Regions from separate parts of the Homo sapiens genome. Here region 2 is linked to region 1. The links are chromatin contacts, found by Hi-C or POLR2A ChIA-PET in ENCODE. All regions are on one chromosome and are shown on one strand. Each heading gives the region's core, a stretch centred on a gene start or an enhancer-like site at or near the end of the contact. The rest is flanking DNA. Distances are from core to core; before and after follow the strand shown. Region 1 has its middle 84 kb from the start of LINC02291. Region 2 holds the start of LINC01550 (long intergenic non-protein coding RNA 1550).

What was found. Hi-C counts contacts between places; a loop is a spot of excess contacts on that map. ChIA-PET counts read pairs that join two places held with the same protein, here RNA polymerase II (POLR2A). Pooled maps may share reads with other maps.
Region 2: a map of CD4-positive, alpha-beta T cell shows a loop between it and region 1 (11-fold over the local background). The contact joins the promoter of LINC01550 here to the enhancer-like site in region 1. A Hi-C loop is called at or near these places in 6 of 168 maps with a recorded cell type or tissue (CD4-positive, alpha-beta T cell, CD4-positive, alpha-beta memory T cell, CD8-positive, alpha-beta T cell and 1 more) and 10 of 50 pooled maps. POLR2A ChIA-PET finds 5 or more read pairs at or near these places in 8 of 52 experiments (CD4-positive, alpha-beta T cell, CD4-positive, alpha-beta memory T cell, CD8-positive, alpha-beta T cell and 5 more).

The regions. Positions count from the first base shown.
Region 1 is chr14:97,599,929-97,604,755 of GRCh38, forward strand. No RefSeq gene overlaps it. Among named protein-coding and RNA genes, the nearest start is that of LINC02291, 84 kb to the right of the region's middle. Within about 2 kb of position 2,908, at least 6 of the 41 ENCODE cell types and tissues checked have a DNase peak (open chromatin) inside an H3K27ac peak, as active enhancers do; they include CD4-positive, alpha-beta T cell and CD8-positive, alpha-beta T cell, where a contact is called at or near this core.
Region 2 is chr14:97,975,027-97,979,677 of GRCh38, forward strand. LINC01550 (long intergenic non-protein coding RNA 1550) reads right to left here and starts at 3,098. Exons shown (of 3, transcript NR_015430.2): 1 at 2,951-3,098. RefSeq lists an enhancer at 3,098-3,597.

The DNA.
Region 1 (4,827 bases), core at 1,658-4,157:
GGATTGGAAGATTCAGTGTCATACATACGGCAATTCTCTCCAAATTGATTTATAGATTCATTGTAATTCAAATATTACCCCAACAGGCTTTGTGAGCATGTGGGTATGTGTGTGGAAATTGATGAGTTTATGGGCTTGCAAATGACAGAAAAATAGAGATTCTTCTGAATGAGAAGAATAAGGTTGGTTGTCTGACTTTGACAGATATGAATGTTTATTTGAATGATAGCAATTAAGACAGTTTTATATTGTTCCTGGGCTAGACAACCCAACCAACAAAATTGATTGAGTCACAAATTGTGTGTGTGTGTCTGTGTGTGTGTTTAATGTATGAGCAGATGTGGCTTTATAGATCAGTGGCAAAATAATGGACTTTTAAATACATGATACAGAACAATTTGTTATTCATATAAAAAAATAGAGTTCTACCTCACAGTATATACAAAAATGAATTTGAGATTAAAAAGACTTACATGTGAAAAACAAAATGGTTAAGTAATAAAATATAATATAGTGTAATATATTCATGAATTTCTGTGAACAAAGGTTTCTTAAGGCATGAAAAGCAAAATCCATTAAAACAATTGATACATTCAAAAGACAGCAAAATAAAGGAAAACATAGACTAAAAAATGCAAAAAGTATTCATAATACATATAATTGAAGTTATATATATTGGTTAGTATACAAGATAAATAAAGAACTTCTATAAACCTATCAGATAATTTCAAGTGACCTAATAGAAACATGGGCAAAAGGCTTGAACAGGCACTTCACAAAACAGGGAACTCAAATGGCCAATGACAGAGGAAGAGGTGTGTGATCCCATTGATAAACAGGAAAATGCAAACTAAAACCATGATGAGTTACTATATTACACTCACCAGATGGCCAAAAATTATATCTAACAGTAAGAACTTATGGCGATAATAGCAATGAGACTGTGACATTTCTTAAGAGAGTGTAAATTGGTGCAATCACTTTGGATAACAATATGCCATTATCTAATAACATTGAAAATGCACAGATCTTCTGTCTCAGCATTTCCCTGCTTAGGTGTACACCCCTAGAGAATCTCCTCTACATGTACATCTGGAGACAGGGAGAAGAATGAGTCCAGAGAAGTTTGTTGTAGTAAAACACTGGAAACAGCCCAAATGTACACGAGTAATAGAATATTTAGGTACATTCTGACATAGTCACACAAAAGAATATTGTTCAGCTATGAAAATAAATGAAGCACAGGTACATATAACAACACAGGCAAATCTCAGAAACATAATATGGAGCCCCAAATCCAAAACAAACAGGCAACAACAACTGCAAAATAGCGCACATTGTCAAGAGAATTCGTTCAGCATGATTCCATTTATATAAGGTTTAGAAACATGCAACACTGCAAACAATAATTTTCAGGAATACAAACAAATGGAGAAGCTATAAAGAAAATGAGAGTGTGGGAAACACGACGAGGGAAGGAGCCAGGATGGGGGAGGGAGGAGCATAAGGTTCTAATTCTTAAATTGGGTTACACAGGTGTTTTCTTGTATTTTTAATTTTTGTGCCTTATATATATTTTAGAAGAATTTGTGTATGAATTCAATCATTTATAAAAAAGAATTTTATGTATATTTATAATATAGTTAAAAAGCAGACATATGTGTAGCTGATGATGGGAATTATTCCAACGTTGATGAATATGCTGTCAATGTGGGTAAGAGAGATCACTTGGATCTTAGGCATTTTGAAAGACTTCATGGAGAAATGAAGGTTTAAAAGAGGTCCAAGTTTTGTTGAGGTGAATTTCATCCATGGTGAGGATGAAATTCCAGCTTTGGCAAGGGAGCAGAAAGTGCAGCTTTTAAAGTAGGGAGGGTGGACTTTGAATACATTAGTACCTTAAAAATGGCATTTCAGAGTAATTGGAGTTCGGCCAGTCTAAGAATAGGTAAGCAATAGATGGTACGCCATGTCATGTAAGTCTCCATGTGATACTGTGGTTAATAGTGACCTTGAGTTTGAGCCCTCTGCCAACTTTGTAGCTGTTTGACCTTGGAGGAGTCATTTTATTACCTTGAGCCTCAGTGACTTCTTCCACATGATGGAGATAAGAACTATGCATACCCCACAGTGTTGCTTTGAGGGTTAAATCAAGGAATGCATATAATGTACCTTGAATAGACTGATCGACACTGAATGTTGACCACTGTTTTATGATGTGGTTGAGGTTCCTACTAGGAATGACAGATAGAAAGGACAAGAAATGCCAGGATACACAGGTGTGAGGATCCAAGTGAGACAGGAGGGACATCTTGTTTTGGGAACCAGAGCCTCGGCCAACTGGAGCACTGTGGACCTGAAAAGACAGGGGATGAGAAGAGGATGAGAGGGGGGAGTAGGAGTCAGATCGCGGAAGGCTTTCTGTGCCATGCCAGAAATCTTGAACATGATTTGCAAATGATGAAGGCAATACCTGAAGGGTATTCGGCAGGAGAGTAGCACTCTCATGTGGGGAATGAGTATGATCTGAAATCTAAGCCGTGTGCCTTTGGGGCTGCATCCGCCCAAGTGACCATTTTATTGTTAGAAAGATCCTTCTGGCTGCCTCCTTGTGGAGAGTGGCTTGGAGGGGGCCAGATGGGGACTGATCAGACAGTCATGTGGAAGGCTGCCACTGCTATCCCTGCACAAGTTATGAGAAGGTCCTACACTAGGGTGGGGCCAGGAAGGAATATGAGCAACACAAAAGCGGCATCTCTGACAGGATCTCTCGGGGGTGGCTTAGTCTCAGAGCTTATTTTAAATGCCAAAAGGGAAATGGGAGCGGCATAGGGGGTGGGGTGGTGGGGAGGAAGGAGAGCTCAGATCTTATCTGGACTCTTGGGCTGTCATCGGAGCTGCTCAGAGCAGGTGCTTCAAAGCCTTTGGCTTTCCCCTGCATTCGGGCCCATGTCGGGTACACACACAAAGTGGGCATGCATTATTCAGGTGGCATCACATCCTCTGTGCAGCTCATCAGAGCTTGCTGCTTCGGGCCCTCCTTCCCCAAAAGCCCATTGTTAAGAATTATAAACAAACAGGATGGACGCCTCTACAGTCACTACACTGGTGCTGCCGGCGGGATCTGCAGTCATAACAGGAAATCGTGCACTTGCTGCAGAAAGATTTTTTTCTAAGAGGCAGCATGAATGTCATTGACCTAAATTCTAGTGCCCTAGCCTATACCTGCAGAACTTTTCAGCAAAGAAATGTCAGTGAGAGGCAGATTAAAAGGGTCTCTAACTATTTCTTTCTTTTTGCTTTATGAGTATCCATTGCCATGAATATCTAGTGACCCTGAAACCTACTTCCAACTTTGCAATCAGCTCCCCAAAGGTTGACTTAAAGATACAGATAAAAATGATGAGGGGGTATGGATAGAGCAGAAGGTGCTGGCTTTCTACTAGTGGAGGCTGATGTCATCTGTGCCGCAACCGAGAGTAGTGATAGTGGCACCCAGTCCCACCCTACAGGGACCTGCCCGACTACAGGGCTGAAAGGACAGTGCAAGGGACTTCAATCTTTCAGATCAATTACTAGTTGTTCTAAAGGACTGTGGCAATACAAATTAGGTCAGCATCATTTTCTCCTTTACAGATAAGCTCATCTAGATGCAGTAGCCAAATGAATTGCCCAAGATTTGGAGCTCAGAGAGTTTGCTCAGCTGGCCCCTTTTCCTCTCACTCCAAGAATGCATCATCTTAGCATCTCACTCATTCGTTTATTAATTCACTAACTCGCTAAGTATTTGTAGAGTGCCTACTACATTCATGCATGGCGCTGGATGCTCAAGATGCAGCACTTAATACACTGTAATCCCTGTCTGTAAAATGGTCGTAGTCAAGTAAGAGCAGATAAGTTAGCTACTAGATGGGACACAATGTAAAAAGTGCTGCAACGGAGTTGTTAAGGGATTCCAGAGTAGCCTCCCTTAGCCCAGGCTGGGGTATTCAGAAAAGGCTTCCTGGAAGAGGGGGCATGGATGTTGGTCCATAAAGGGAATAATCTGGATTTAGCAACAGGAAAGAGGAAGAAGGATGTTCTGCCAGAGGCATTTGTAATGTCAGTTGGATTGGAAATAGCAGAGCTCTGGCCAGCAATCATTAATTTCACTTGGGTTAGGGGAAGCGCATACCATTGGGTGTGGCAAGAGCTATTAACAATGGTGGGTAACAAGCTAAACGGATATGAGAGGTGTTGTAACCACTCCATCTAAATAGTTAAATCGAAAGAACAATTCTATAAAGTAGTCACTAGGAATCTCTTTTAAGATTTAGGAAACTGAGGCTTGTAGAGCTGAAGTGACTTGCAGGGTCACATGGCGAGGCAAGTGAGAAAAAGATTTTAAAATTTTGGCCCTAAAGTCTGGCCAGAGCCTCTTTTGGTGCAGAAGTTCTGATTCCTCTTCTTTTATCTCATCATCCAGAGAATAACCAACCTGGAATATGTGTAAGTTTCTGTCTGAGCACTGGTATCATTGCAGTGGCCTCCTCCCTTTGCTCCTGGGAAGGGGCTGCCACTGGACAAAGCATGGGACATTGGCACAGTGGATAATAACACTGCATCAGGAGTGAGAATTCTGAGCACATAGGTCCCTCTACAGCTCAGAGTCCCTATACTCATTTCCCTACCATAGCTATAGGGTCTCCCCAGAACTTGGAACTCCTAGGCTGTGCCACCCTCTTGTGATGAAGTGAGGAGAATGAATGTCATTGGCTTGTTTTCAAGAAGCACCTCACATACATGCAGAAGGAAAAAGTTGGCCAAGGTAAGTCCAAGGGGAGTCTC
Region 2 (4,651 bases), core at 1,848-4,347, 380 kb after region 1:
AACTCAATTCCTTTCTTGTGATAATTGAAATCATTTCAATTCATTTCCTTCTTGGTTGGACAGAAACATGTTTTCAGTAGTGAGCAAATCTTGAGGGAATCCATTGACCTGAACACTCATATAATGCATGAAGTTAGTGGACAAAAAATGATATTCATCTTCAGTTAATAATAGCATTTTCTTCTGCAGCACCTAAACTTAGGGGTGGTGAGGGATACTATTGGTGCAGTCACTGTGCCACCGGCAGATGCATGACCTTTGTTGTATCTAACTATAATTGGATCTATGGTGAAATAAAATAAAAACCAACACAAGTTTTGACACTAAGATAATAAATTATAAATTATGGAAGTCTACGCCACCAAGGATCTTGTAAACAACAGGCTGGTCTCTTAGCAACAGACCAAGGAGAGCAGGTTGTTGATAGGAATGGAGCAGACAGGATTGTTTTGTAGTGATTACTACCAAACACCAGGAACTACATTTCAACACCTGCCCGAGGCCCCATCCCTGCCCAGCCTTTCTTTGTCCAATGGCCAGTGACCCTTTCCCACTGACCCAGATGACCAGACCCCATGGAGGGGACAATAAAGATATGGACTGAAGGATAGAGGTGGGCTGAGGATGCCCTGTGGGAACAGGAGGGAACTACAGAGGGGGCGGGAGAAATAAATACATTCTTATTTGATACTGTTTAAAATTAGGACTCTAAACGGGGAACTCCTCTTTTCCCTGCCCCCAACTCCCTTTGGTTTTAAAAATCTCACTGAGAGTGGTTGTCATGAAGGAATTTAGACAAGACTTTGACAAGGTGCCAAAATGGTTTATTTTAAAATGTTGTTCCCGAAAGCACCGGAATATTAAGTTGGAGCAAACGTTGCTTGGAAGAGCGAAGGGGTTGTGGTCACACATTCTTGGAAGAAGGGTGATGGAGATCAAGGTGTTTGTAACCTGGAATTAACAAACGCAGGTGGACCGAAGGACTCAGTCACCAGGGAGTTTTTTTTTACAAATACATGTGTAAGAGTGTGTGTGAGTGTAGGTGAGTGTGGGTGTGTGTGTGAGTGTGGGTGAGTGTGTGAGTGTATGTGTGAGTATGTGTGAGTGTATGTGTGAGTGTGTGTGTGAGTGTGGGCGCGTGTGTGTGAGTGTGGGTGAGTGTGTGTGTGAGTGTGGGTGAGTGTGTGGGTGAGTGTGGGTGAGTGTGTGTCAGTGTTTCTCAACTGCGGGGCATTTTCGGAGTTGGGGTGCAGAAGGAGATTTTCTTTAATTAATTAGATGTTTACCTCCAGCATCATCCCTCAGTGGTTTAGACAATCATCTGCCCACATGTTAGGAATGAGATTCAAGAAAGCCTCTTGGAGTGAAATTTTCCTGGAAATATCCTGATTCTTGGCGGCACACACCCTCTCCCTCTTTCTGTGATAGAAACAGCCAGTTCTGCATTATTCCAAACCACAAAGCAAGCGACATGCCATCCCAACTTAGGATATGAAGGAAGTATCAGCCCCCTAATTGCACAGGGGCCACACAGCCTGCATCTCCCTCCATCGTCCCGACTGCATGCTTTTGATTGTTTCATAATAAAAGTGGCCGGCTAAATTATGACTACTTGTGATTTATTTGCCATGTCATTTAGACTTTTCATATGTATAAATTTGCCATTTGAAAAGAAAGAGAAAATTCACTGCTATTCCCCAAGGCCTCGTTTTTGGGGAGCTCCTCTAACATCATGAACAGAGGCTTTGTGACTTCTAAAGTGATTAGCTCCTATCCGGAGGTTTTGGAACATATCTGTGCTCAGAAGCAGTCTGCCGGGGTGAAATTCTATCTGGAATAGTGTCCTAACCCCATCGGAGAGAGACTCTGAATTTTTAAAACGCCTGTTAAGGACCCCTGGGTATGAGCCCCGCACAAACATGTCTGCGGCACCCACAGCTGTGCCTCAATGAAGGCCCAATTTCTCCATTGCACAGATGAAATTGCAAAGGCCCAGCAATGTTAGCCAAATTCCCCAAGCTTAATGCCAGAGCCTGCTTCCACTCCAGGACAAAGTGGTTTCAAAGTCCATACTTGCCCCACCCTGGTGGCCTGCCCTGGGGAAGGTCACTGCCAAGAAGGCTCCTGGGCCGTCTTGCAGCTGCTGCCTCTTCTTTTAATTACGAAAGAAATGCATCATCATGAAAAATCAACAATACACAAGATATAAAGTTAAAAGGCAAAGTCCCCCCTCATCCTCTCTCTCAGCCCCTCAAGTATATTAGAAGATCTTTTTAGGGTTGAATTTTCACTCTGCAGGAGGGTGTTCTGTATACAAAGAATACGACCCTTTCTTCCTCTTTAATTTGCTTATAGCTGGTACATTTCAAAAAAAAATAAAAAGTGACCCATGCCTTTGATGTTTTTTTTTTCCCCTTATTTTTGTCAACATATTGTGGAGAATGCTGAGTTCTTTGAATTGTTTTTCCCTCTGACAGCAAATCACCAAGATGTACTTTTCCAGAGCCTAACATCCTTGAATTCACAAAAGTTCCAGTCTGGAGTCATAATGTGGAACGTAAGCAGTTCTAGTCAGTTCTGATCTTGGCAACATGAATTCTCCCCTTTCCCCGGGGAGACTCAGAAACCTGCATTTTCACAAGATTTCCCAAGTGACATGTGTGCACAACAGGGTTTGAGAAACCCTGTGCTGGACTCAGCTGCTTCAGAGAGAAGACACAGAACAATTGCCAAGCTATCAAAAAAAGCTCAGACTGACAGCAGAGAACTCAATAGAAATGCCCCATCCGACTGTTGAAACTCAGGCCCAAACTACTGCAAGAGAGTGGAGAACTGTTTCTCCTCTGAAAAGGCCCGATTTCGACTAAATGAAAGCAAAACTGTAGGGACCATTTCCCACCTAGTAGCTTGAAGCCCTACCCGGTCACCAAATTGGCCTAGCTGGTCCTACCTGCATTTGGTAAGAGCCGGGGATTGGGACGAGGCAGAGAGCAAGACCAAGCTGGTTTCCTCTCCGGTTTCCTCCGGGGTGGCTGGGTCCCAGGTCCTGCCCCCGCCTCGCCCTGTGCAAGCTCGGTGCAGTGCAGCCCCTCCGGCTCTCGCCCCACAATGCCGTGCGCAGGCTGGCAGCAGTTCAGCTGAGGACTAAACGCTTGGCTCAAGTTCAACACGGCTGCCAAGATTTGGCAACCAGAGAGTTGCAGGGAAGCAGCAGGCTGCTAAACCCTTTCACATTTTTAATTAGATCCACACACCCATGTCTTTGAGCTATCATAAATATACAGATGACATAGAGAGTATTATTCGGGGTTAAAAAAAAAAAAAAGGAAGCAAACTCTACTAAGGTACAGCTTACCTTATTGAAATAATTTCCCTATCACTAGTTTGAGGGCTGAGGAGGAAAAAGAGAAGGTAGTGATATTTGCTTAAGTAGAACCACATCTGACAAGGGAATCTACCCAGGATCTGGAAAACACAGGTCTCGGCTGCCTTGCTATCTTCCTGGGCTTCGAGAATATCACCAGAAGAGGGCATTCTTGGCGCCGGCTCAGCCCTGTGCAGCCCGGAGCTGGCAGGCAGCAGTGCTGGAGGAGTCATCCCTCAGGCCACTCCCACCTCCCGTTCTTGGGGATAGCTTTAATATCGCCACGGAGCAGAGAGGTTCTCTCCTTCGCCCTAAATGCAGCAACTTTTATACTCCATGTTGCCTTACTATTCTTCTCGTTTTATTTCCTTCTCTGGATTGTTTTTGGGTATCTTCCCCTGGAAAACAATTGCAGATGCTTCTAAATTTTTCTAAGTCCTGTGCCGCAACATGCTCAGCTTCTTCCCCTCAGAACCAGCCTTTCCCCTTGCACTCAGCCCCTGGGCGATTCTCCCTCCGGGGAGGAAAGAAGATTCAACTCTTGATTCAAATGCTCCGGATTTCACTCTGGTTTCGCTGTGTGGCTTTGGACATAGGATTTAAAGCCTTCACGTTGGTTCCCTCATCTGAAAGATCCCAAAGCAATTCTGGCCTCACAGAGTGGCTCTGGGGTTTAAATCCTATGTACAAGGCTCGTAACACAGTCAGCACCCAACACTGAATATTCGATAGAACATGTGCCTTGTAGACAGTCAGCTAACAAACAACTCCACCAAAACAACAGTGCTAGTCCTTAGTCTTCTTCTTCCCTGAACTGCTTCTCCTCTTGTTTGTGACAAAGGCCACCCATGTTTCTCAGACAACTAACCCTAGTCTGATCAACTTGCCGTAAGATGAGAGTGAGCCCATGCATTGGTGTGCATGCCCTTAATTTAAAAGACATGTTAAAAAGGAAATGAAACACTTGAAATGCAGGAAAGAAGTGCCTCTGGTTGTCCCATCTGAGAGCACAAAGTTTATAAATAGAACCATCACAAGCATCAAACACGAGCTGTGCTAAGGCATCAAACACACATACATACACACACACGCACACACATGTTTGTGTCCTTGGCTTATGGTGAACAATTTGTACACCTTTCAGTGGCCCCCGCAGAAAACCAGAGCTTGTAGTGGACACTTGGCAGCATTTGGTCTTTTCCTCATCCTTCCTTCATTTATTTTTTCTTCACATATGACTTGAAAATAGAGCATGTTTTACTGTGGCAAAATTCCCTCTATACTTGA